3 separate regions of the Homo sapiens genome follow, and all the other regions are linked to region 3. Evidence: chromatin loops called from intact Hi-C (ENCODE). Cell type or tissue: PC-9. All regions are shown on one strand. Links, peaks and the distances in the headings refer to the core of each region. The heading gives the core; the rest is flanking DNA.

Region 1 (8,208 bases), core at 209-8,208, 240 kb after region 3:
AGAAACTTGGCCTTTGTTGTTCATGTTACCTTTACATTTTCTAGTAAAATAAATGGAGCATAGTAGGTGCTCAGTAAATAAACAATGATTAAGTAAAAGGTCTCAACATTTCTGATAAGCATAATAGAAATAACTATCTTCCAACACTGTCTTCAAGGGGCCAGTACTCTAAACTGCCATGCAAATGTCAGGTGTAGTTTATTTTGTCCGTGTTGAGTCAAACGAACTGAGACCAAAAAGTGGTCCTTGGAGACAACAAATAGACAGAGAAGTTCTCTTTTTTTCTGTGCTGGCAATTTTCCACTGAGCTAAAAAGAGATAAGTTCATAGTGACTGCCACTAACTTTTTAGAATCCTGGGGTGCAACACCTCTGCATTTCTTGCCCCATTGCCTCTGCCCTTGTCCTGCCTTGCCCTCACCCCCAAGAAAAGCATGCACCCACTCTTCCTTGACAGTTAGGGTTCATTGTTTTCCTCAACTACATGGAAGAGTAATCTCCCTCCAGAATCCTTTCCTGATTAGCCATCTGCCTATGCTGGCCTCACATCTATGCTTATTTTCAATATTTTTTTGTAATTACTTCCTTGTTCTATTTTTGATCTTGAAATGGATTATAAAACTACTCTAGGAAAATTCTTTTTCTTGTACATCCAAAATATCAAGGTTAGTTATATGTATTAACATATAACTAAGTTTTTGAGATTATAAGGCCCTAAATAATAATAAAACCAATGATAATGATGATAATTGCAAAGTTAGTAACAATAATAGCTCTGCTATTTCGTGTTAAACTTTTTTTGTATCATCATGTCAGGTGCTTCACATGATTAACGAATTTAATGCCCTCATCAGTCCTATGAAATAAGTACTATTATTTCCACTTTACAGATTTAAGGAAAAATATAGAAGTTCAGAGAGGTAGGTAGCTTAATAAAGGTCACACAATTGATCCTGGTGTGTCTATCTCTAAACTGGATCTGCATCATATTTATATATGGCCTATACCACTTAATTTCTGAGAAGCAAAGTAGGTAAATCTGTGGTTTAGATACAGTTAAGAATTTATAGATTATTATGATGCAGTCCTAAGCCAGAAATCTTACAATTTGGTGGAGTAAATATTAAAAGAAATAGATTTTAAGACACAGCATAAAAAATAGAAGGTGCCACATGAAAGATCAAAATAATTTAGAACTGTACTTCCAGGTGTATTGATGGTTACAAGGCTCCCTGGAGGTAGCTGGTTTAAAGCTGAACTATTGAAATTGTTTCATTAGGTGGAGAAAAGTTGTGATAATAAATTTTCAGAAGAGTCCAGAAAATTTTCAAAGAAATAAAAATATTCTAATATTACATTAATTTAATATTGAGCCTTAACTTAAAATATTGAGCCTTTTTAATATTGAGCATTATCTCCTATAGTGCTACCACAGGAGATATTTGGTGGCTCTGACTTTATGGTTCTTCTCAGGAAGTGGGTTATGTGATGAGAGGATTTTTAACTCTTGCAAGAAGCTCTGTTTTCATTTTAAAGTGAGTTTATTCATGAAGTCATATATCAAGCAGTATACTTTGGGCACTATTTTAGGTGCTGGGGAAATAGTTACGGACAAGATCAAGTTTCTACCCTCAAGCAGCCTTCAGTCTAGTGGGGAAAGAATGGAGTAAACTAGTAAAGAAATAAAATTTTAAAGGACTTCTAGATAGTGATAGTGACCAGAAGAAAATCCAGCATAGTAAAAGGATAAAGAGAAGATGGGAAAATCATCTTTACGTAGGTGGTCTCCTGAGATGGCCTATTTGAAAAGGTAATATTTAAGCTAAGACCTGAACAGTGAGAGGATTGAGAGCACCATGCAGACGACTCCAGGAAGAGTAGTTCAGGAAGAGTGATTGACCAGCGCAAGGGCCAGAATGAGCTTGGCATATCTGAGAAGTAGAAAAGAGCCTGGGTCTCAAAGGATGGTGGGAGATGAAGCTCAGGAGCTGGAGTTGAGAAAGGGCCAAGTCACATAGACTGCAGACCAAGGAATGGAGTTGCACATATGAGCAAACATTTGCAAGGACGTGCACGTGTCTTAATTGGGGATGGGAATGCAATGAATGACCATTATCTCTGGCTAACACAGTCTTGGAAAAACTGTTGTATGAAGAGAAACAGGAATTACTACATAGGTAAAAGTTTCATAGGAGATAAATTATTACATTTAGGTGAATTTTAGATAAGCCAAGTTTACCTGGATAAAAGTGAAAGGGGCTCAGGTATTATTTAAATTTGTAAACTCAATGTTTTCAGCAAAAATTGTCATGGAATAATTGACTCTAATCTTGGCCATTTGAAGATATGTACACTGATTTCTGATAATGGTGTCATCATGCAACCTAGTTTCTGCATGGATGAAGCAGAAAAGACTACAGAAACAACTATATTTTAGCCTCCAGAGACCACAGATGTTTCCTTGTTTATTGTTCCCAAATCCCAGTAGCTATTGGGATTAGGGATAGCAATCCCTGGCAACATCAACCCGCTCCCCTTAAAAGTAGACGTAAATTACTCTGCCATTTTCCATGGTAATTATATTCCCTATGATTTATTTTTATTATCCTAAGAGATCTAAATGAATCATATCACTACATTTTAAATCTCTGTTAGTTGGACACTGCTTCCTTTAAGGGGTAGGAGGTTGAGGGCTGTGATTTGGAGAAAGAATACAGAATAGCTTACTGAAAAGACTCTTTTTAAATTGAGTAAACAAGCTCAATATTTATTTGTTAGGAATGATGGAAAAAATGGCCTTCCCTCATACTTAAGAAGTTAATAACAACAAGTATAGATTCTTCTATTTCTGGTTCAGGTTAAAAGCCGCCCATAAAAAACATTACCTGGCCTTGGACTGAGTGTGTACTAGAAGGATGACAATCATGTTGTCCCCAAGGCAGTTGGATGTGTTGTTGTAGGAGCCAGAAGCTTACTTTTGAGTGCTCCTGGCAACCTCCAAATAGAAAACCATTGTGCTACTGGTATTACAGGGTGTGGAGGATTATAGATGACTTATGTGCTATTTAAGCAATGCATTCTATCTTATCATGTATATATGTGGGTATGATGACCACCATACTATCGGATTATTGCAGAGTGTGAGGTAGTGTGCGGTTTTTAAGTGCGTGTGTGTGAGAGAATAAATGCTTGAATATCTGCAATAAGTATTAGAGAGCACTCCTGAAATATAAGCCACTTCCTGACCTGGGCATATTAACCAAGAAGCAAACCTATTAAAAGTATGAGAGCATTCGATTTTCTACAATAATAGTACACATTTGTTGACATGAACTAGATTCAGGAAGGGAATACAGAAAGAGCAGGCAGACATTGGGCCTATTTAATTAACTTGGGGCTTATGATCACCCTTCAGAAGAGGATGCTAAGGATGCCTTCTCCAGAGCCAAGAGGCCTCTCCTTGTGCCTTTATTTGGCTTTCCTCCTCTCATTGGTGACCCATCATGTTAGGAAAAAAAAAAAATCTCTCAAAAGTGTAAATGTTATTCTTTCTGTGGGTGATGTCATAATTTTAGTGGCCCAAGCATTTGTTACTAAAATAGTACTTAGCAACACATAATCATTATTTTCTCCTCTTAAAATTCTGAGTGTGTTTGTTCTGATGAAGTCAGGAGACACATTTTTCAGGGAGGTAGGAGTAAGAGCTTAAAAACACGAAGTAATGCCTGGAATAATCTCTTGACTTGTGTTCCTTAAATAAGCAAGAAGACAACTAAATTTTCCTTCCTGTGGCGACAGCTCTGGCGGAGTAAAAAAAAATTTTTGAAATATAGTGCTAAAGGAAGTGGTTTTCATGCAACTGTGCATCTTATACTCTTCGTTAATGTGGTAGATACCATTTGCTTGGCTTCATTTGACTTGTCTTTCTCATGTTTTTGCTTGTAAAGTGGGTGAGAAAAGTTCGACCAAAGAAACCTGTGCACTGACCAATCAATAGTTATGTTTCTAAAGTTCCTGTTAATCATTTCAGGAAACATCTTGGGCTCCTTTTTAATTACATCCTACCTAATATAAAAACTGTAAAGGTATCTCTGTATACCTATACCATCTTGTAGAAAATAGCTATATATTTCTTAAAATTTGTAATTTGATTTGAATCCTCATATTTTGAAGAGACTTGAAGCTTAACAAGAGCTTATTTTTTAAAAAACATATTCTGTATTTTAAAATTTCTAATTACTATTTTAAATAATGAAAATAGCTGTAATTTATCAAAGGCCTGATCAATGTTAGGATAATTCTCATGAAGTCATTTATTATCATAATTCCACAAGGTAGACATTTTAAGTTTGCAGGAACCTGAGACTAGGAAAAAATTGTCCAAAATCTTATGCCTAATAACAGATTCTAAAGCCTGTCTTTATGTCTAATAGCCAAGGCCATGGGAAATTACACTTAATCTTTTCCTGCCCTGATTCTTCTAAAAAGTGTGTGGGTCATGTGCAGGCCATTGCACCAAGTTGGTTGTCAGGGGGAGGTGGGTATGCCCTGTTGCCAAGAGCAGCCAACAACAAAGGCAGCAGGGCAAGGTTGCAGCAAAGACCAAGGTTGCAACATCAATAACTACTGCCAGTGGAAACTAGCCCATGTGTCATACTTGGTATGTATATATCTGTTGCCAATAACCCCAAAGTAGACAGTGTTTTCCTTTTAGTCACTGAGTAATCTAGTCATAAACAAAACAGATTTACTTCATCGGCTGCTTCTTTCATCATGGGAAGGAAAATGCCCAAAGTTATGCCACATATCGTCTAAGCATACCTTCTTTCTAACAATTAATTTTGGCTGCCTTCTATGAATCTGATATTGGTGCCAAACATTCCCTTTCCCACAAGTTCAAGAGTAATCAAGAAAAGTTGACACCTTCTAGTGTCCACGTGGGCTTCTTGGTATTTAGGGACCTTGGCAAATTATTTACAGCTTCTTTCAGACGAGCCTTCCAGAGCTTTGTAAGAATAAACAAACTTCAAAGGTCTCCGAAGGGGAAAAACTGTCCTGGCTAAGTCTATAATTTAGGCTATCTTTAGAGAGTACAACTCCATAAAGAGAGAGGTCCAAGAAACCAGCTTCTTTTATACAATTAACTTTTTCTTTACTTAATTGTAAAGACTAAATGACAAGTAGGAAAGTGCTTTTGCAGAAGCGTGGGAGTCTTAAAGCTGTAGAAGGAAGAAACACTGTGCATGGGAGTAAGTATGTGGGTGGGAGTTATAGATTACTGCTCTTTTGCTAGTCTAGAATAACTATGCATAAACATCTTTATAGTAGTAACTTGAACAGAATCGTTAAACTTCTATTAAAGGCACTTGATACATCATTCAAAATAAGCACAGGTTACCTTATATCCAGAAACAGAAAAAAATCATTTTACATCCAGCCAAAAAAGATTTTAAAAGAGCCTTTGATTTTTGACAAAACAAGTGATAATAAAATTAAATTTTTATTTTATTTTCAAATATTAATCCAAAAGCCGACATGCTGTACTTCTTGAAGTTATCAAAGATAAGCTGGCTAGCTTTGTCTGTAGATATCATACCCTTAAAAGATTAAGCCCAGGAAGTGAATGACAGTAACACCAAAGACTGCAACAGCAAGAGCATAGTACTAATGATCAGTCAGAGATTTCTTCCGACCCTGCCTTTAGAGGCTATGTGATGGACACCTTGCCACTTAACACAAATAGTCACTATTTCATGCAACTAGTAATAGAATTCTGTCCTTACAAATGAAGAAGAATTCAATGTGCACATGTAGTACAAATACTGTGAAGACTTTCAACTATAATGTGAGACATTTGAATTCAATAAAAAAGGGAGAGAGCAATAAAATAATTATAATTGTTTATCTGTTTAGATTCACCAGATACACACTCTCATTTTTCTCATTCACTAAATTTTGCACATTTATATTATTTACTTAGTTGATCATAATTATTTACCATTTCATATTCATTGTCCTTGTTATACTGCATATTTCAAGAGGCTTCAGGTCTAGTTTTTCTTACCATGTAGCCTCAGACTCTAGGAAAGACTGGAATTATGCCAGGTGCTCAGTGACTATTGTAGACTGGATAGGAAAGTTGATAGCAATAAGGTTTAGAATGAAAATGCAGCAGTAACTGGTGAGCTGGTGACCTATGGCCAGAAAAGTTTGAAAAAGGAAAAGAATGCTCCACATTGTCTAAAAACACATTCATTACTGGGAGGGCTCGATGGAATCAGGCCCTGTCAGCAGTTACTCATTGCTAAGCCCATTGCAGAAACATGGGCATTCAGATCCATCCAGGTGGGGCCAGGAGGGTCAACTGGACTGACGGCACATTCACGAAGGCCATAAACTAAGATGTCTAGCATTATCTTCAAATGAGTTTCAAGTGAGGTATGTTCTGCTAACTTGTTTGTGTTTATAATTTAACTATGTTAATTTATTGAACGAATTTATAAAATATATTGAATGTACAGAATAGCTTTTGTTGAATACACATAATTACATGTATGAGTATGTAACTGGTGAAGATATGTATATCTTCAAAAGGAAGTGGCCAAGGACACACTTTATCTCTCAGAGGCTCTGATGTCACTCTCAAGGGGGTGCTTATAATCACAATTTCTTAGCAAGAGACAGGGTATAGAATTTTAAACAAACAGCAAACTAAGCATTTTAGAATATGTAGGATTCTCCTTTGTGTGATCTTAACTCTTTGTCTTATCTGTTTTTAATCCTATGGACCACTAATGCTTACCCGGCATAAAGTGAAACATATTTTGGTTGCCTAAGAAGCACCACTTCCAAGCATGTGCATGACAAAATGTACCACCTTGCACCACCAGTTTAGCTATCCACAGCTAGTCCTAACTCCCTCATTTCTAGATGCATATGGGCACCAGCCTACCCAAATCTAATTCTATATGAGATCGAGTTTCCTGCAGATAATTCTGTTTCTATTGAGCCAAATAAACTTTACTTGCCAAAGGAAAAAATGGAACAGGTCAATGGATTGCTACCTATTCTGGTTAATTTCCATTTCCTAAACTCTAGCTTCTTGCAGAGTTTAGGCAAGAAGCTGGCAACCTTGGCTGCGCTTTGAAATCATCTAAGGGGCTTAAAAAAGATACAGACGCTTGGATGCCCCTCCCAGAAATTTTGATTTAATTTGTCTGAGTTGCAGCCGGCCTATCCAAAATGTAGTCAGGGTTAAGAACCACCGCCCTAGTTTCAGTCTCCTCATTATGAGCATGGGGTCATAATTACCTCACATACCTCTTGTTTTAAGTTCAAGGAGATAATGTGTGACCTTAGAGTCCTTAACACTTTCATTACTCCTTTGCTTCATGAAAGACAAATAAAAAGGAAGGACATGGGGTTGGCAAGTCTGGGAAGGTGAGGAGGAGGGATCCTTCTGCAGAGTTCTTCCAATGAGCAGTTCATTAGGGTTAACAAGCTATCCTTTGTTAAAGCAAACGCTCTTGAGGGATTAAGCCTCATTCTCGCCTTAGTGTGAATGACTTTAATCAGATAATCTCCTATCACCTAGTTGAGGATTTGTTACCGAAAGCCTAGGGGAGGCAAAGAGAGAGAGTTGCAAGGCCAGTTTGGGATTCACTGAGGCAAGCCAAGGAAGCCTCAGCCTCTAGGAAAGAAACCTGACATGTAGTAAGCTTTCCATAATGACAGCATGAAAAATCTGAACAACAAACTTTCTCCTCATGTTGCTAGGACAATATTTGTTAAAAGTGTTTTTCTGATCAAGCCTCTTGTCTGTCCAATAGCCTTTCATGACTTTTTTTCTGACTTTCTTTCTGCCATGAAGCTCTTAACAAGTATCAGGTAGTTTTACCATTTGCCAGCTGCTTGGGAGTCCGTGAGGAGCAAGGCCTTGCCCAGTCCTATCCTCCTTGCCATCTGCTTGGCACATGGTAAGCACGCAGGGTTTGTTGAATTTAACTGAATGGTTTCATTTGCTACGCTCTTTTCCAACTGTGATTTTTCCCTCACGTCTGTCCCCAACCGCTAGACTATGAACACCTTGCAAAAGACTTAATAACTTCTTTATCCCCAGTGCCAAGCACAGCCCTTGGCACATAATCAGCAGTCAATGACTATGTGTTAAATGTATTAAGGAACAATAGCCAGTGTACTGATGCCTAAG
Region 2 (8,208 bases), core at 209-8,208, 310 kb after region 3:
TCATATTGACCAGGCTGGTCTTGAACTCCTGACCTCAAATGATCTGCCTGCCTTGGCCTCCCGAAGTGCTGGGATTACAGGCGTGAGCCACTGCGCTCGGCTGATAAATTATTTGAATTGCTTCTCCTAATTTTTTTTGATTAATATGTTTTGATAACATTGTTCCTATGGTAATATTATCAAAAAAGTTTTCTTTCCTTCCTTTTTGTTTATCATTAATGTGCCTCTGTATGGTTGAATTTATTTACTCAGAAGATATTTATTGGGCATCTGTCTTTTTTTATCAAGCTCTGTGCTAGTCCCTGAGGATGTAGATATGAGCCCTGCTTTTTTCTTTTCTTTCTTTCTTTTTTTTTATTTGAGACAGACTCTCACTCTGTCACTCAGGCTGAGTGCAGTGGCATGATCTTGGCTCACTGCAACCGCCGCCTCCTAGGTTTAAGTGATTCTCCTGCCTCAGCCTCCTAAGTAGGTGAGATAACAGGCATGGGCCACCATACCCAGCTAATTTTTGTATTTTTGGTAGAGATGGGGTTTCACCCATGTTGGCCAGGCTGGTCTCAAACTCCTGGCCTCAAGTGATCTGTCTGCCTTGGCCTCCCAAAGTGCTGGGATTATAGGCTTAAGCCACTGTGACCGGCTGCTTTTTTCCTAGAATATATAGTTTGGGTTTCTTTTCCACTCGTGATGTGATTTAAAAAATTGAACCTGTTGTATATGAATGTGGTTTTGTAAACTATAATATTTGGTATCATATACTATATTTTTTTCTATATATATATATGCTACTATATAGTCATATAGTAGCATTTTTTTTTATAGCTTTCTTTGGAGTTCTTGGTCTTAGTGTCTAAAATAGTGGCCATAAAGGAATTTGGAAGTTAAGTTGTTCTTGCTGACCCAAAGAAAAATCAGATGTTTCTGTTTAGGACACTGTATGTGACAAACAAGGAAGTTTTTATTAATTTATTTTTTTGAAGAAGAATTGATGAGAGAATAATGAGAATTCCTCCAAGATTAAAAGTAAATTATAAGATCCTGTGCTATTTTAATGTAAGCCAACATTTGAATTTAATTTGACTTCTATTTTCAGTAAATTAGAGTGAAATTTTAGGGATGTCTTTATCTCCTATAGTGTGTGTTTTGCCAAGATTTATTAAGGGTAATTTTGGATTTTAGAAAATGTACAGTTTCTAAAGGCTTGTGAACGTTTTATATTGATAGAAAATGTAAGTAAGACTAGTAACACATTATTTTCTCCAAAGGATCCTGTGACTGACACAAAAAATATGATATAATATTGAATCTGCCAAAAGATGCACTGTTAATCTAGGGTTATGTTATGTTGTTATTTTATTAGGTATGTGATACTATGGTGTGAATTTTAGAATATAGGTAATTATTTAAGTAATTACTGTAATTCTAAACATCTTCTGAGATGTTTTCTCTAAAGCAGAAACTCAGCTTTTACTCATGTTTAGATAATGTGATATAGCTGTTCTAGATATTTGAGATTAGGGTTGAGGCAAATTGTTGACATATAATTAAAATGTATTTTATAACTAAAATTTAGAAGAATGGAAAAAGTTTACATTGTATTTATAAGACTTTGCTAACATGCTTTATGACATTACGGAGAAGTACTAGGAAGAAGGAGATCTTTAAAAGGAGTGATATTCTGTTTGCTTTGCTGGAGTACCTTATCAGGAAATTTGAAATCTTAGCCCTTTAATTGTGATATCTGTTAATTCTAAAACTTACACTGAATTTAACTTTGAAGGTCAACATATGGATTTTTTTAAAAACAATATTTACTCTATCAAAAGATTAGTTGTATTTTTGACTTGAGGAAATAGCTTAATCTGAACAGCACGAAACTTGACAAAAAAGTTTGCTAATACATAAATATTGGCTATTTTAATCTGTTGAAAACGGAAGGCTAGTACCAAGGGAGACGGTAGTAAAATTATAGAAGGAGCTAGTGAAAAGTAAACATTATGCAACATGAAAAGAATACTAGGGGAAAAACTGACAGAGTAGAATAACAGGAAGATTAGTCACTTCTGGAAGGAAAAAAGTAGGTAGGGGCAGGGGGATGAAGTACTTTAAACAGGAATGTGGAACTGGAAGTGCTAGGGCTAAAAGACAGATGTGAGCTTATTTGGGAGCTAAACTGGGCTTTGAAAAAGGAATAATACTGGTAGCATTTAATATCAAAATTTAAATTTTATGTTAACAATAAGAAAAAAATGGAGAAAAATTTTTGTTAGGGATTATAAAATGCCTGTTAAAATAAAAAGACTTATATTTACTCCTTTGTGGAGCTGAATTGGTTTCGGTCAGACAGCAATGTCAAATGCAAATCAAGAAAATACATTTCTGAGGCCAAGGCAGGAGATTTCTTGACCCCAGAAATTTGCAACAACCCCAAGGAACATAGTGAGACTCTGTCTCTACCAAAAAGAAAAGAAAAGGAAAAGAAAAGAAAAAAAATTAGCCAGGCATGGTGGTGAGCACCTGTAGTCACAGCTACTCAGGAGGCTGAGGTGGGAGGATTGCATGAGCTTGGGAAGTCAAGGATGCAGTGAGCCATGATCAGCCATTGCACTCCAGCCTGGGCAATGAAACAAGACCCTGTCTCAAGAAATATACATATATATTTTATCTTATATATATATATCTTATATATTATATATATATATAATATATATGTCATATATAATATATAATATATATAAGAAATATATATATAATTTCTTTCAAAACCGGTCAAAGTTCTTTTACTTTCAAGTGATGGATAAAATAAAACCATTGTGGATATCATGGGATATATGTGCTATTGGTTTGAAATAATTTTCACTTTTGCATTTATTTATCTGTCAAAGGAGTACCAATCTCTAAATATTTTAAGGATTATTTCTATGAATTCTCTAAAAAATATAAATTGTAACTGTCTATATCATACAAAAATATTTAGCAATCCTTATAACAGAAAACAAGATAGTAAACATTGTGTGTATGTTCATGTGTGTGTATGTGTGTTTATTGGTAGTCTCATTAATCCCTAGTCTCTACTGACGTTATTAGGGACATTAGTGGAACAGATTTTGCTGAACACATTTTCAGCCACTCTGAGTGTTCTTAGGTATTTTATTTATTTAGAGACTGAATCTGTGTTGTCCTGCCTGGTCTCAAACTTCTGGGTTCAAGCGATCCTTCTGCCTTACTTTCCCAAGTATCTGGGACTACAGATGCACACCACTGCCCAGCTAAAATGTACTTTAAATAAAGTAGATAATTCTGGGGTTATCTCAAACTCCTGGCTTCAAGTGATCCTCCTGTCTCAGCCTCCCAAAGTCCTGGGATTACTGGCTTGAGCCACTATGCTTGCCACCTCTGGGGTTATATTAGCATGACACCAGGACAAAAATCTGCCCATTTTTATATCAGGAAAAAAAATGCTACTTTCATTTAGGTGCAGAAAATGGCTTATGCCTATTGAAATAAAAAATTCAGTCTAATTTAGACACCTAAGATTATTATTTGCTATAACGACATGGAATACATCACTGTGTGTCACTGAATTCATGGAAATGCAGTACAGAATGCAATACAGTAATCCCCCCTTATCTGCAATTTCACTTTCTGCAGTTTCAGTTACCCATGGTACAACACGATAAGATATTTTGAGACAGAGAAACCAAGAGAGAGACCATATTCACATAACTTTTATTACAGTATAATTGTTCTGTTTTATTATAGTTATTGTTGTTAATCACTTACTGTGCCTAATTTATAAATTAAACTTTATTGTAGGTATGTATAGGAAAAATAATAGTATATTTAGGGGTTGTTACTGTCCATGGTTTCAGGCATCCTCTGGGGGTCTTGGAATGTATTCCCCATAGATAAGGATTATCTACTATATACAGTCAGGTAAGCCATTCCCATTGATTTTATTACAAATTGCAGTGCTTCCATGGCTTGCTTACACATAATTTGCTGAGGTAACTTTTGCAGAAAGTAACCATTTTACGTGAACACCAAATACTGATTAAAAAAATCTCTTTTTCTCCTTTTCCCTCTCTTTCTCTCCCTTCTCCCTCTCTCCTTCCCTGTCTTACTCCCTCGTTCCTGCTCTTCTTCTCTTTTCATACTCACACAGACACTCCTTCCCCTACACACACACACATACACACATACACACACACACCCTGCCCCTGGGCATAACTGAATAGGAAATGTTTATTTTCCAAACTACAGAAAAAAACCTTATCTCAAACACTGAAAGTCCTTCCTTTTCCTGGTTTGGAAACACTAAGTCATACTGAGTCACTTGTAGATTTTCTTTAGCCAGTTTTATTTAAAGCATAAAGTTGTGAGGACAAAATGACTCAGGAATTTGTAATGTACCATTAGAGCTTTTCACTTTTAGGATGCTAGTTCATATTCAGATGACTTAGTATTAAAGATTGATGGGTTGTTTACTTTCTAGAAGAATCTGAGGAGCTCACTGTAACTTCACTTATTTTGACCTAAGTATGGCCTAGAGTTTATGCTTATTAATTCATTTATTTCTCGGTAAAGCCATGTCCAAGGAATTAAATAAAAGGAAGCGGACCCAGTAAGGGTTGATGAATAAGAAGCTGTTACCTTACTCATTTACATGTATTACTTCAAATGTTATTGATTGATTGATTGATTGATTGAGATGGAGTTTTTGCTCTGTTGCCCAGACTGGAGTGCAGTGGCATGATCTCAGCAACCTCTGCCTCCTGAGTTCAAGCGATTCTTCAGTCTCAGCCTCCCAAGTAGCTGGGATTACAGCCTCCCCACTACCACACCCAGCTAATTTTTGTATTTTTAGTAGAGACAGGGTTTCATTATGTTGGCCAGGCTGGTCTTGAACTCTTGACCTCAAGTGATCCACCCGCCTCAGCCTCCCAAAGTGCTGGGATTACAGGTGTGAGCCACCGCTCCCGGCCTTGATACCTCTTTAAAAATGAAGTTTGTTAAAATGATCAGAAACTTTAATGCAGCTGATTGCATTGCCATTGACATCAGTGAGAAATAAAAACTATAGCTATAATGGTTAAGTTGAGCAGTTGGAATCTGTATGTCTGTATCTATCTATGTTTATTTAGATGACTGGATAAAAGAGTCATGATTCCTCCTAGTCTATCACGTGGTAATGCCAAGGTCAGAAAAATCATTTGTTATGATCTATCTTATGTAAAAGCCTGTGGAGTTACTTTGTTTTCCTCACTCATAAGATGTCAAAATGTGCTTTCTAGAATTTTTGAATAATTTTTGCTTAAATTCAGTGTTAAAGTTGGAGACTGAAACAAATTTAAATCTGTTGTTAGCCAAAGAGTAAATCAAGCTTATGTGGGTGCAATATATAACATGACTACCCAAGAAATTCTGCAAAAAAATGTAGTTGTCTAGCAATTAGGTACAGAGTTGTCATCTTCCTTCTATGATAACTTTTGATTATAAAAATAATTGAAGGTAAATAAACTGTAAATGACACACCACCTCAAGCTATGCCACATGGGCACCTAAATAAGTTCTTTTTAGTAAATGCCACCAAATGGCTGTATTTCTTACAGCTTATGGCTAAATTCTGACAGAGGGGAGGTGCCTTCACCATAAGAGTATTTTCTCTTTGAAGTTTTCATGGTTTTGTGTGTGTGTGTGTGTGTGTGTGTGTGTGTGTGTGTGTGTGTGTGTGCGCGCGCGCATGCGCACACACTAGTTTATATTAGGTTAGAGTTTAAAAAAAGCTGAAGATAGCCAAAATTAGTCCAGAGAGTTAGACTTGCTGCCAAACTAAAGAAATAGCTTGGTTTCAGTATTCTTCTGGCTTCTCAGTCTTAACATTTGGGGACCTGAGTGCTTGATTTGAGCTGACTGAAATTAACCCAGATGGCCCACTTTGGGTCCTCAAGAGCTAATTAAAGGAAGTCATTTCAGTTGCTGAATAATCAAGGCCGTACCTTCCTCCAATGTTGGTTTCAGCCCACACCTTACAGATGATCGCTGGCTTTCTGAAGCTCTCTCTAAACTCATAATTATTGTTTGGACCCTGCATGTAACTAAATTAATTTGCCAAGGATGGGAATGAAATGTAAGTTTTATTGGCAACAATGGTAATCCCCCAAAACAGAATGACAGATACAGTGATGGTAATAATGTTACTGCCCTGTTAATGCCTCCGAAGATAAGATACACTTGAAAAATAATGTGAAAACTGAATTTGTCCTTGATTTGAAAAATCTGAGAATCACATAAAATGTTTGTTAATTTCTTAAGCTGGTAAATATCATTAAGAGAAATGGACACATATAAGATAAGTTTGTGTGCATATTTGTACACAGTTAGGTTTTTGGAAAAAGACAGGGATATCAGATGCTCCTGCCACCAGGGTTCTGGCCAAACACGACATTTCCTACTCTTGTTTTTGAAGAGTTCTAACACTTCATCAGTTTTCAAGTGTCAGTAGAGAGTGGGCATAAAACCACAATTTCAGGAGCTGCATTCTCTGGGTCCAGATTTCATCTTTGCTACTTATTAGTTGTATAACTTTTGGCAACTTAACATTATATGCCTCAGATTTATCAGATATACCCTATTAAATGGCAATGTGTCTACCTTGTTAGGTTATTGTGACTCTTAAATAAGTTAATACATGTAAAGAACTTGTGGAATTTCAGGGCACACAATGTTACCTTACCATTGATATTATTTGCTGTTATTAAATCTTAATTTTATGTAAACATTTTAAAATGTCTGTCTCGTTAACAATAAATGTGCAATATACAAATAAATGAAAATCAAAATTAGTGGTGGAGTTTTAATGAAATAATTTAGAGCTCCAGCTCTGGAACTGTATAATCTTCATTCAAATCACTGTGACCTTGAAGAAGTTATGTAACCTAACTAAGCCTCAGTTTCCTTGTTTCCAAAATGGGAGCAGTACTAATATCTAATCCTTAGAGGAGTTGTGAAAATTAAATGGGATAACACGTATAAAGCACAGAGAACAGTGCTTGGCACTTAATGAGTCTACAGTGTGTGTTAGCTATTGTTTTATTAATTCTGTCATGATGAAGTGAACACTGTGATGCAATACTTTTATACTTAGAATCTGCCTATATAGGGTTTTCAGTTTTGCTAATGAGGAGTGTTATTCTCTGCTGTGTAAAGAACACATGCTTTGGTGTTTATAATTTTTCTCTAATAGGTAAATGATTAGGAAAAGAATAACCTGTTATTTTACTTATCCTTTGTTGAGATATTTAAATTATACAAAAAAACTGTAGATGGCTTTTTATATCTATAGGATTTTAGCTCTGGATAAATCAGTTAGGTAAATGCATTATTAATGTTGGAACCTGCTTAACTCTGTTGTCCAGCCACATTGTAGCCACTGGTTAAGTCGAACGCCACTAGAAAGAAAAGCAAATAATCAAAAACATCAAAATGGAAATGAAATATGGAGCAAGGAAGTCATTACTTCTGTAAAATAAAGGTCTGAGACCTAATATTTTCCCATTGGTTGGAAGTATTGATTATGAAAACATTAGAATTTTCAGTAAAATTGTTTCTGTGCCAAGATGGCAGATAGAATATTATGAAAGAAATGACCAAAATTGCATATGACATTTATTTTATATGGTAACATTCTTTCTTTCATTAACAGGAAATTTTAGGGCAATTATTTGCTTATTGGGAATGAGAAGGATGAATGAAAATTTAAAAAGGATTCATCAAGTCTTCCTTATAATAAAGTAAACTTTTAAGAGCATGTTTTTCCATAGAATTAGAAACTTAGAATTTCATAGTAACAGTGTATTCATCACCTCGTTTGGGGAGCAGATTTTCAGTATGATCACAGGAAAACACCTGTTTTGACACTCTGAAAAAGGTGCAGACGTACGGGCAAACTCTCTGTAGGTGTAAATAAGAATGCTTTGGCTAGCATCCTGCAAGGAGATGGGTCTAAATGGTCTGCTCCAGCTTCTGCTGCTGCTGCTGCTGCTAATATTGCTGGGAAGGAAAAGTGGCTGACCTGGCATATCCATTACTCTTGGTGCTGCAGCAGTCACTCAGGAAATGTTGTTTAAGGGGAACCTTCTGGATCCTTTTCATGGCACCATGGCAAGAAGAAGCTGTATCTTATCTATGGAAGATAAAGCATGGAGT
Region 3 (8,515 bases), core at 250-8,249:
AGTTCAGGATATATTTGGCTATTTATCTAATTTCCTATGTATCTACTTTTTCTGACTACTGTGTGCATCCCAAATAGGAAGCATTCTTATGCAATGGTTCCATTTCTTTGATATTTAAACACACTACAGTATTCCTGGAGCAACTGATAGTTCTTTCAATGGCCTGGTTCATATGAGTTAGATGAAAAAGATGATCAAAGAGTCTAGGTATTGTCAATAAATATTCTGTAAGCTACAAGAATCTAGTTCAAAAAGCACCAAGTAACAGGAGAGTAATCCCCCTCTCATTCAACAAGATTGGAATAGGCAACTAACAAGTTAATCAAAAAAGTTAAAGAGAAATATCATTTTTAAAGACATATCACTTAAACTGGTAAAGCTAAAATACATATGAATGTAAAGTCATTGAACAACATTTTGACTCATTGCGAAGAACTTGAATTTGATCACAGCTTGCTTGATTAGAATTTCATCATCTTAATGCAGATACCAGAAGCCTAGAAGGCAGCATTGACATTTCCCTGTTTAGTCTATTTTAAAGTAAGTGTGTGTTTGTATATGTGTGTGTGCATGTGTGTTAAGCACTCTGGGTGCCAAACTCTTCTAGAATTTTCAGCTTTATTTCAATCATTTTTTGCTCCCCATTCAACATTTATTTTATGCATATGTTAATATTAGAAAGTAATCCATTAGCTTTGAGATTGCAGAATTATGTGAACATCTATCAACTTTATAGTAGGAATGAAGAATGTTGGTTAATTGGGTGACTTTGTTAAGTGGGATTAAATTAAGTACACTTCAGTTGCATCTGTTATAGGGAGTAATGGTTAATTCGGTGAGTTGATCAAGTAGAGTTAGACAGATTAAATTATACCTTCCATTTTTACCTTTCTTAGGAATAACAGACATATTTTCAAATCTTTTAGTCTTCAGATTTTTAGCTTTTCGAGAAAGAAGTAGATTGTAGTAATGTTAAGTTATTGATATAATCATATTCTGGAAAGTAGATCTAAAGCAATGTTGGCCAAAAAATATGAAACAAATGACAAAAATTCTTTCCCCTTGCAGAATTGGCACTAGTTGATTTAGGATGAGTTTTTCTAAAATCTTTTCTTGCATTTAGCAGAACTTTGGCTATAGTCAGTTAACAGAAGTTGGCAAAATAGTTCAGGTTCTTAATTAGAAACATCATACACTTCTCTTGGCTTTGTTCTCACCTGGAAATCAGAGAAAACATAACCTCATGGACAGCTGTAAGCCACTAGTTCAACTGAAAAAATATACCGGACAAGTGCCATTTGATATCTGTCAACATCCATCAACATCATCCTCATTACTATCATCAGAAATATCATTTACTGAGTATATGCCATATGTCTGGCACTGTACTCTGTGCTTTATTTGGTTTACTGTTTAAAAATTGCAGTGATAATGAAAGGTGCAGATTATTGTTCGCATTTTCCAGATGGGGAGAAACTCAATAAGGTATAAGGTATAATTTTCCAAAAGGCATCCAGTTAACATGTGGGAGAACAGGATTAATAACTGTCTAACTCTTTCCCAATCGGTAAAAATGTTTTCACTGATATAATTGTGTTAAAAGGTATGCTTTAAAGCAACAAAATGAACTTAAGTAAGCTTAATTAAAAATTGGTCTTAATCAAAAGGATATTATCCCATGAATCAGCCAGACTAACTGGTCATTATTTTGAAAGAGATTAGGATCAGCAACTGCAAAGTCAACAGAAATTCAGTCTCTGCCTCGTGTCCTTTTTCGCATTGTTTTGCTTCATTCTCATCCCACCCTCACTCTCTCTCCTGCTTGTGATATGTTAGAAGCTTGTGATATGTCAGATATTCACCACTGATAAGTCAATGAGGGTGAAGAGAGGGTGACACATCACTAATAAAATGGGAAGGAACACAGAAAAGGCTGCTAGCAGCTCACCAAAATCTACATTCTCTTTTAAGAGTACTGTTGGACTAAGTGTCCCAGCTATTTTACAGTTAGGTATAGCAAAGTTATTAAGTTTCCATCATAGAATGTGAATAAAAATGGTATGTGCCAATTCCAGCCCTAGACCCTATAACACTCATTTATTTTCAACCCTTTTAGGCCTGACCAGAATGGATAAAACTCAAACAAAGCATGACCTTGGAAGGCATATTTTAAAGTTGACAGAACATTGGCAGCTTGGATCTCTAAGCGACTAGGTGGAGCAGACCTCCCTTGTCAAATTTTCAGCCTACTCATTAATGTTATTTGGGAGAAATAAAGTTTCAGCATATTTGAGTAATACACTTTGGGGTCTAAATTTTATGCCAGTAAGTAGATCTCTCTGTTTATGCCAGAGAGAGGGCACATAGGCTGAGAAGTTCTACCTCAAAACTGTAAAGAGTAAAGTAGAAATTACAGGGGAACTATAAATAAGCCACAATAAAAAAAATGATTTGAACTTACCTATTTAATCTCAAATAGTTATTTCACCATGTCAATATAACTTTGTATGCACATCACCTTCTCTAATCATGGTTATAGCTGAAATCCTGATATCCTCTACTTAGACTTATTTTGCTTGGTTGGCTGTCACTCATATTGAGGGGATAGATTCTAGAGTTGTTTTCTTTGTCTCTTATAGGACATACTTTCCAAAGTCAGCCTATTTGGAAAATTTATACGAGATTATTCCAAAATATTGAGGATATATTCTTGTACATAATTCTGAAGTTCAAAAGAAATTAAAAATTAATTTAGCTCAGTGTTTTTCCCAAAAGAGCTTACTTACTATCCAATTGAGCAGAAGACACACATAGCGTTACAAGGTTAGTTAGCATTATGAAATATTTTACGTGCTATTTTCTTGATGTATTCCATTAAAGATTTCAAAAGCATGTATTCTGTATCCCACTTTATTAAAACAAATAACTTTTTGAGGAGTAGAGCAAGACGGTCAAATAGAAGATTCCGCCAATCATCCCGCCTGCAAAGACACCAATTTAACAACCGTCTAGTCAGAAAAACACCTTCATAAGAACCAAAAATTGGGTGAGCACTCACAGTACCTGATTTTAACTTCATATCACTGAAAGAGGCACTGGAATCAGGTAGAAAAGAGTCTTGAATTGCCACCACCACTCCTCCCTCATCCCCCAGCAGTGGTTGCATGGCACAGAGAGAATCTGTGCACTTGGGAAAGGGTGAATGCAGTAGTTGTGAGATATTGCAGTGAGCTCAGTATTGCCCTGTCATAGCAGAAAGCAAAACTGGGCTGAACTCAGCTGAGGCCTGCCCACAGAGGGAGTATTTAAACTTACTCTAGCCAAAAGGGAATCACTCATCCCAGCGGTTGGAACTCAGTTCTGGCAAGCCTCATCGCCATAGGCTAAAGCATTCCAGGGCCCTAAACAAACTGAAAACACTCTATGCCATAAGGACTGCAACTCCTAGGTAAGTCCTAGGGCTGAACTGAGCTCAGAACAAGTGAAACACCAGGCAGGGTGGCTAAGGGAGTGCTTGCTATACCTCTGCCCAAACTCCAGGCTGCACAGCTCATGGCTTAAAAAGAGACTCCTTCCTTCTGCTTGAAGACAGGAGACGGAAGAGTAAAGAAGACTTTGTCTTGTATCTCACTTACCAGCTCGGCCACAGTAGGATACAGCACCAGCCAGAGTTGTGAGGCCCCCTTTCCAGGCCCTAGCTCCCAGATGACATTTCTAGACATACCCTGTGCCAAAAGGAAACCTGCTGCCTTCAAGTGAAAAAGCCCAGTCCTGTCAGGATCCATTACTTGCTTACTAAAGAGCCCTTGTGCCCTGAATAACCAGCAGTGGTATCCAGGTAGGACACTGTGGGCCCTGAGAGAGAATCTGAGACTTGCTGGCTTCACATGAAACTTTTTTGCGTGAGAAAAGCAGAAGAAAAAGTAAAGAGGACTTTGTCTTGCACCTTAGGTACCAGTTCAGCCACAGGGGTGTAAAGCACCAAGTGGGCTCCTGGGATCCTCAATTCCAGCCCTTGGCTTTTCTGGACCTATCCTAGGCCAGAGGGGATCCCACTGCTCTGAATGTTGAGTTCTGGGCCAGGCAGCATTCACCATACGCTGACTAAAAAGCCCCTAGGCCTTAATGGAACATCTGCAGTAGCCTGGCAGTATTCTGTTGGGTCTGTGGGGGTGGTAACCATGGGGTGAGGCCTCTCTGCCAGGGGAAAAGGGAGGAAAGCGTGGGAAGGACTGTGACTCATGGTTTGAGTGCCAGCTCTGCTGCAGTACAATAGAATCAGGTAGACTTCTAAGGATTTTGACTTCAGTTTCTGGCTCCTGGACGGCACCTCTGACTCCACCCTAGGGAAACTTGCTGCCTTGAAGGGAAGGACGCAAGCCTGGCTGGCTTTGCCACCTGCTGACTGTAAAGCCCCAGGAACTTGAGAAAACAGGCAGTGGCCAGGTTGTTGTCACATCAGGCCTTGGGTGAGACCCAGTGATGTGCTGCCTTCAGGTCTGACCAAGTGCAGTCCCAGAGCTGGTGGCCACAGGAATGCTTGTGTCACACCACTCCCAGATCTAGGTGGCTCAGAACAGAGGAATAGAGAGACTCTGTTTGGGAGAAAGTAAGAAAAGAACAAGAGTCTCTGCCTGGTAATCCAGAGAATTTGTCCAGATTTTATCCAAGACCACCAAAGTAGTAACTCTACAAGTCTGCAAGAACCAGAGCATGATGGGGCTTGGGGTGCCACCTAAGGTAGATACAGCTTAGATAAAAAAACCCAAGTGCTTTTGAATACCTGGAAATCCTTCCCAAAAAGAATGGGTACAAGCAAGCCCAGACTGCAAAGACTACAATAAATAACCCAAATTTTTAACTCCCAGACACAGACAAACATCCATAAGCATCAAGACCATCCAGGAAAACATGATCTCACCAAATGAAGTAAATAAGACACCAGGGGCCAATCTTGGAGGACTAGAAATATGTGACTTTTTAGACAGACAATTCAAAATAGCTGTTTTGAGGAAACTCAAAGAAATTCAAGATAACACAGAGAGAGAATTCATAAGTCTTTCAAATACATTTAATGAAAAGATTGAAATATTTAAAAAAAGACATACATTTGGTTCTTGGGCATTTGGGTTGGTTCCAAGTCTATGTGGCACATACACACCATAGAATACTATGCAGCCATAAGAAAGGATGAGTTCATGTCCTTTGCAGGGACATGGATGAAGCTGGAAACCATCATTCTCAGCAAACTAACACAGGAACAGAAAAACAAACACCACATGTTCTCACTCATAAGTGGGAGTTGAACAATGAGAACACATGGACACAGGGAGGGGAACATCACACTCCGGGGCCTGTCAGGGAGTCGGGGGCTAGGGGAGGGATAGCATTATGAGAAATACCTAATGTGGATGATGGGCTGATGGGTTCAGCAAACCACCATGGCACGTGTATACCTATGTAACAAACCTGCATGTTCTGCACATGTATTGCAGAACTTAAAGTATAATTAAAAAAAAAAAAAGAGAGAGGAGACAAAGTTAAAGTGTAGAGTTGTTATTAGGTTTTTTTTTTTGTCTGTTTGTTCATGCAAACAGTATTAAGATGTTATCAGCTTAAAATAATGGGTTTTAAGATATTGCAAGCCTCATCATAACCACAAATCAAAAAAAAAAAAAAATGCAATGGATACACAAAAAACTAAAATGCAAGAAACTAAATCATACCACCAGAGAAAATCATCTTTACTAAAATGAAGACAGGAAGGAAAGGAGAGGAAGACCATAAAACAACCAGAAAACAAATAACAAAATGGTAGGAGTAAGTCCTTACTTATCAATACTAATATTGAATGTAAATGGACTAAACTCTTCAATCAAAAGACATAGAGTGGCCAAATAGATTTTTAAAACAAAACAAAACAAAAAAAACAAGATTCAGTGAGTTGTTGCCTATAGGAAACACATTTCACCAATAGGCCGGGTGCAGTGACTCACACCTGTAATCCCAGAACTTTGGGAGGCCAAGGCAGGCAGATCAAGAGGTCAGGAGTTCGAGACCAGCCTGGCCAATATGGTGAAACTCCGTCTCTACTAAAAATACAAAAAAAAATAGCTGGGCGTGGTGGTGCACACCTGTAGTCCAGCTACTTGGGAGGCTGAGGCAGAAGAATCACTTGAACCTGGGAGGCGGAGGTTGCAGTGAGCCAAGATTGCAGTACTGCACTACAGCCTGGGTGACAGAGTGAGACTCTGTCTCAAAAAAAAAAAAAAAAAAAGAAAAGAAAAAGAAACACATTTACACATTTCACCTATAAAGACACAAAAAGACTGAAAATAAGGGGATGAAAAAAGATATTACATGTCAGTGGAAACCAAAAAGAGTAGGAGTTATGATACTTACATCAGGCAAAATTGATTTCAAAACAAAAATTATAAGAGACAAAGAAGGTCCCTATAAATGATGAAGGGATTATTTCAGCAGGAGGATGTAATGATTGTAAATATATATGCATCCAACACTGGATCACCCAGGTATATAAAGAAAATATTATTAGAACTAAAGAAAGAGATAGACCTCAATACAATAATAGCTGGAGACTTCAACACCCCATTTTCAGCATTGGACAGATATTTCAGACAGAAAATCAACAAAGTAACATTGAACTTAATCTGAACTGTAGACCAAGTCTACCAAATAGATACTTACAAAACATTTCATCCAACAGCTGCAGAATACACATTCTTTTCCTCAGCACATGGATCATTTTGTCTATAGATCATATGTTAGGACAGAAAACAAGTGTTGAAACATTCAAAAAATGAAATAATATTAAGCATCTGCTCTAATCACAGCAGTATAAAACTAGAAATCACCAACAAGAAGAATTTTGGAAAATGTACAGACACATGGAAATTAAACAGTATGTTCCTGAATGACCAGTAGGTAAATGAAGAAATTAAGGAGGAAATTTCACAATTTCTTGAAACAAATGATAATGGAAACACAACATACCAAAACCCATGGAATACAGCAAAAGCAATACTAAGAGGGAAGTTTATAGATATAAGTGCCTATATAAAAAGGAAGAAAACTTCAAATAAACAACCTTATATAGTTTGAATATATGTCCCCAGCAAATCTCATGTTAAATTGTAATCCCCAGTGTTGGAGATGGGGCCTGGTGGAAGGTGTTTGGCTCACGGAGGTGGATCTCTCATGAATGGCTTGAGCCTTCCCCTTGGTGATAAGTGAGTTCTCACTCTAAGTTCACATGAGATCTGGTTGTTTAAAGGTGTGTAACACCTATGCTCTCTACCCTGGATTTTCTCTCTTGCTCCTGCTCTGGCCGTGTGACATGCCTGCCAAAATATAGAATCAATCTAACTGTCCATCAACAGATGAATGGATAAAGAAAATGTGGTACATACACACAATGGAGCTCTATTCAACCATGTAAAAGAACGAGATCTTTTGCAAAAACATGTCATTTGCAACAACATAAATGGAACTGGGGGTCATTAAGTTAAGTGAAATAAGCAAGGCACAGAAAGACAAACTTTGCATGTTCTCACTTGTTTATGGGATCTAAAAATCAAAACAATTGAACTCATAGAGAGTAGAAGAATGGTTACCAGAGGCTGGGAAGGGTAAGGGGTGGGTGCAGAGGAACTGGGGAGGGTTAATGGGTATTAAAAAATAGTTAGAAAGAACGAATAAGTCCTAGTATTTGCTTACCCAACAAAGTGACTGTAGTGAAAAGTAATTTAATTGTATATTTTTAAATAACTAAAAAATGGGATCAGATTGTTTGTAAAGCAAGGATAAATGCTTGAGGGCACGGATACCCCATTTACCTTGATGTAATTATTACCCATTGCATGTATGTATCATAATGTCTCATGTACCCCATAAATATATCCAACTACTATGTACCCATAAAAATTAAACATAAAAAATAAAATAAAATAAGTACCTTTTTGGAGTTAATATATTACAATATATATAAAATATCTGGAATATTAATCTCCCAAATATTAATGGTGATTATACCATTGTGATGTGATTACAAGTAATTTTTCATGGTTTGTTTGTTTCTATTTTCTAACTTTCTTCTTTAATACATTTGTATTACATGTATTATGAAAACATTTTTAACGTAAAAATATGTGGGCAAAAATGCGAGTTCCGTTCATTGCCTATGACTCACATCTAATGTATGTTTAAAAGATGGGTCAGGGAAAATGTCAAGTGCCAAGCTGTGTTTATTTTGCAATAAAATAAAGGGACATAAGTAGGAAATGAATAGAACAACTACACCTAAGAACTCCTCAAATATTTGAAAAACGGCCGCAATCTGTGAGAAATTACCACACTCATGAATACCTATTAAGATTTTAATACCAAGTTAACTTGCAAGATACTTTATTGTTTTGGAGATGAATTTCTTTTTACAAGTCAAATAGATTTTTTTTTGTATATGACTCTGGCCCAGGAGAGGGCAGACCATCACACA

Evidence for each region. Hi-C counts contacts between places; a loop is a spot of excess contacts. Peaks named below come from ENCODE experiments on the same cell type or tissue, not always from the same donor. Only the 100,000 strongest peaks of a DNase experiment are listed, where the experiment ranks them.
Region 1: a loop joins it to region 3, with 5 times the contacts of the local background. A loop is called at or near these places in 11 of 110 quality-filtered maps.
Region 2: a loop joins it to region 3, with 7 times the contacts of the local background. A loop is called at or near these places in 3 of 110 quality-filtered maps.

Annotation. Positions count from the first base shown.
Region 1 is chr3:152,253,988-152,262,195 of GRCh38, forward strand. It overlaps a transcript of MBNL1 not described here. Among named protein-coding and RNA genes, the nearest start is that of MBNL1, 11 kb to the right of the region's middle. RefSeq lists an enhancer at 7,122-7,811. In PC-9, for the core only: no CTCF peak of the experiment used is centred there; a DNase peak (open chromatin) is centred at 4,654; H3K4me3 peaks cover 973 bases; H3K27ac peaks cover 1,059 bases.
Region 2 is chr3:152,327,007-152,335,214 of GRCh38, forward strand. The region is part of intron 2 of MBNL1 (muscleblind like splicing regulator 1); the gene reads left to right. Among named protein-coding and RNA genes, the nearest start is that of MBNL1-AS1, 61 kb to the left of the region's middle. In PC-9, for the core only: no CTCF peak of the experiment used is centred there; DNase peaks (open chromatin) are centred at 2,045 and 4,325; H3K4me3 peaks cover 507 bases; H3K27ac peaks cover 4,912 bases.
Region 3 is chr3:152,017,881-152,026,395 of GRCh38, forward strand. No RefSeq gene overlaps it. Among named protein-coding and RNA genes, the nearest start is that of AADACL2-AS1, 94 kb to the left of the region's middle. RefSeq lists an enhancer at 4,213-4,322. In PC-9, for the core only: no CTCF peak of the experiment used is centred there; DNase peaks (open chromatin) are centred at 1,771 and 4,351; H3K4me3 peaks cover 259 bases; H3K27ac peaks cover 2,805 bases.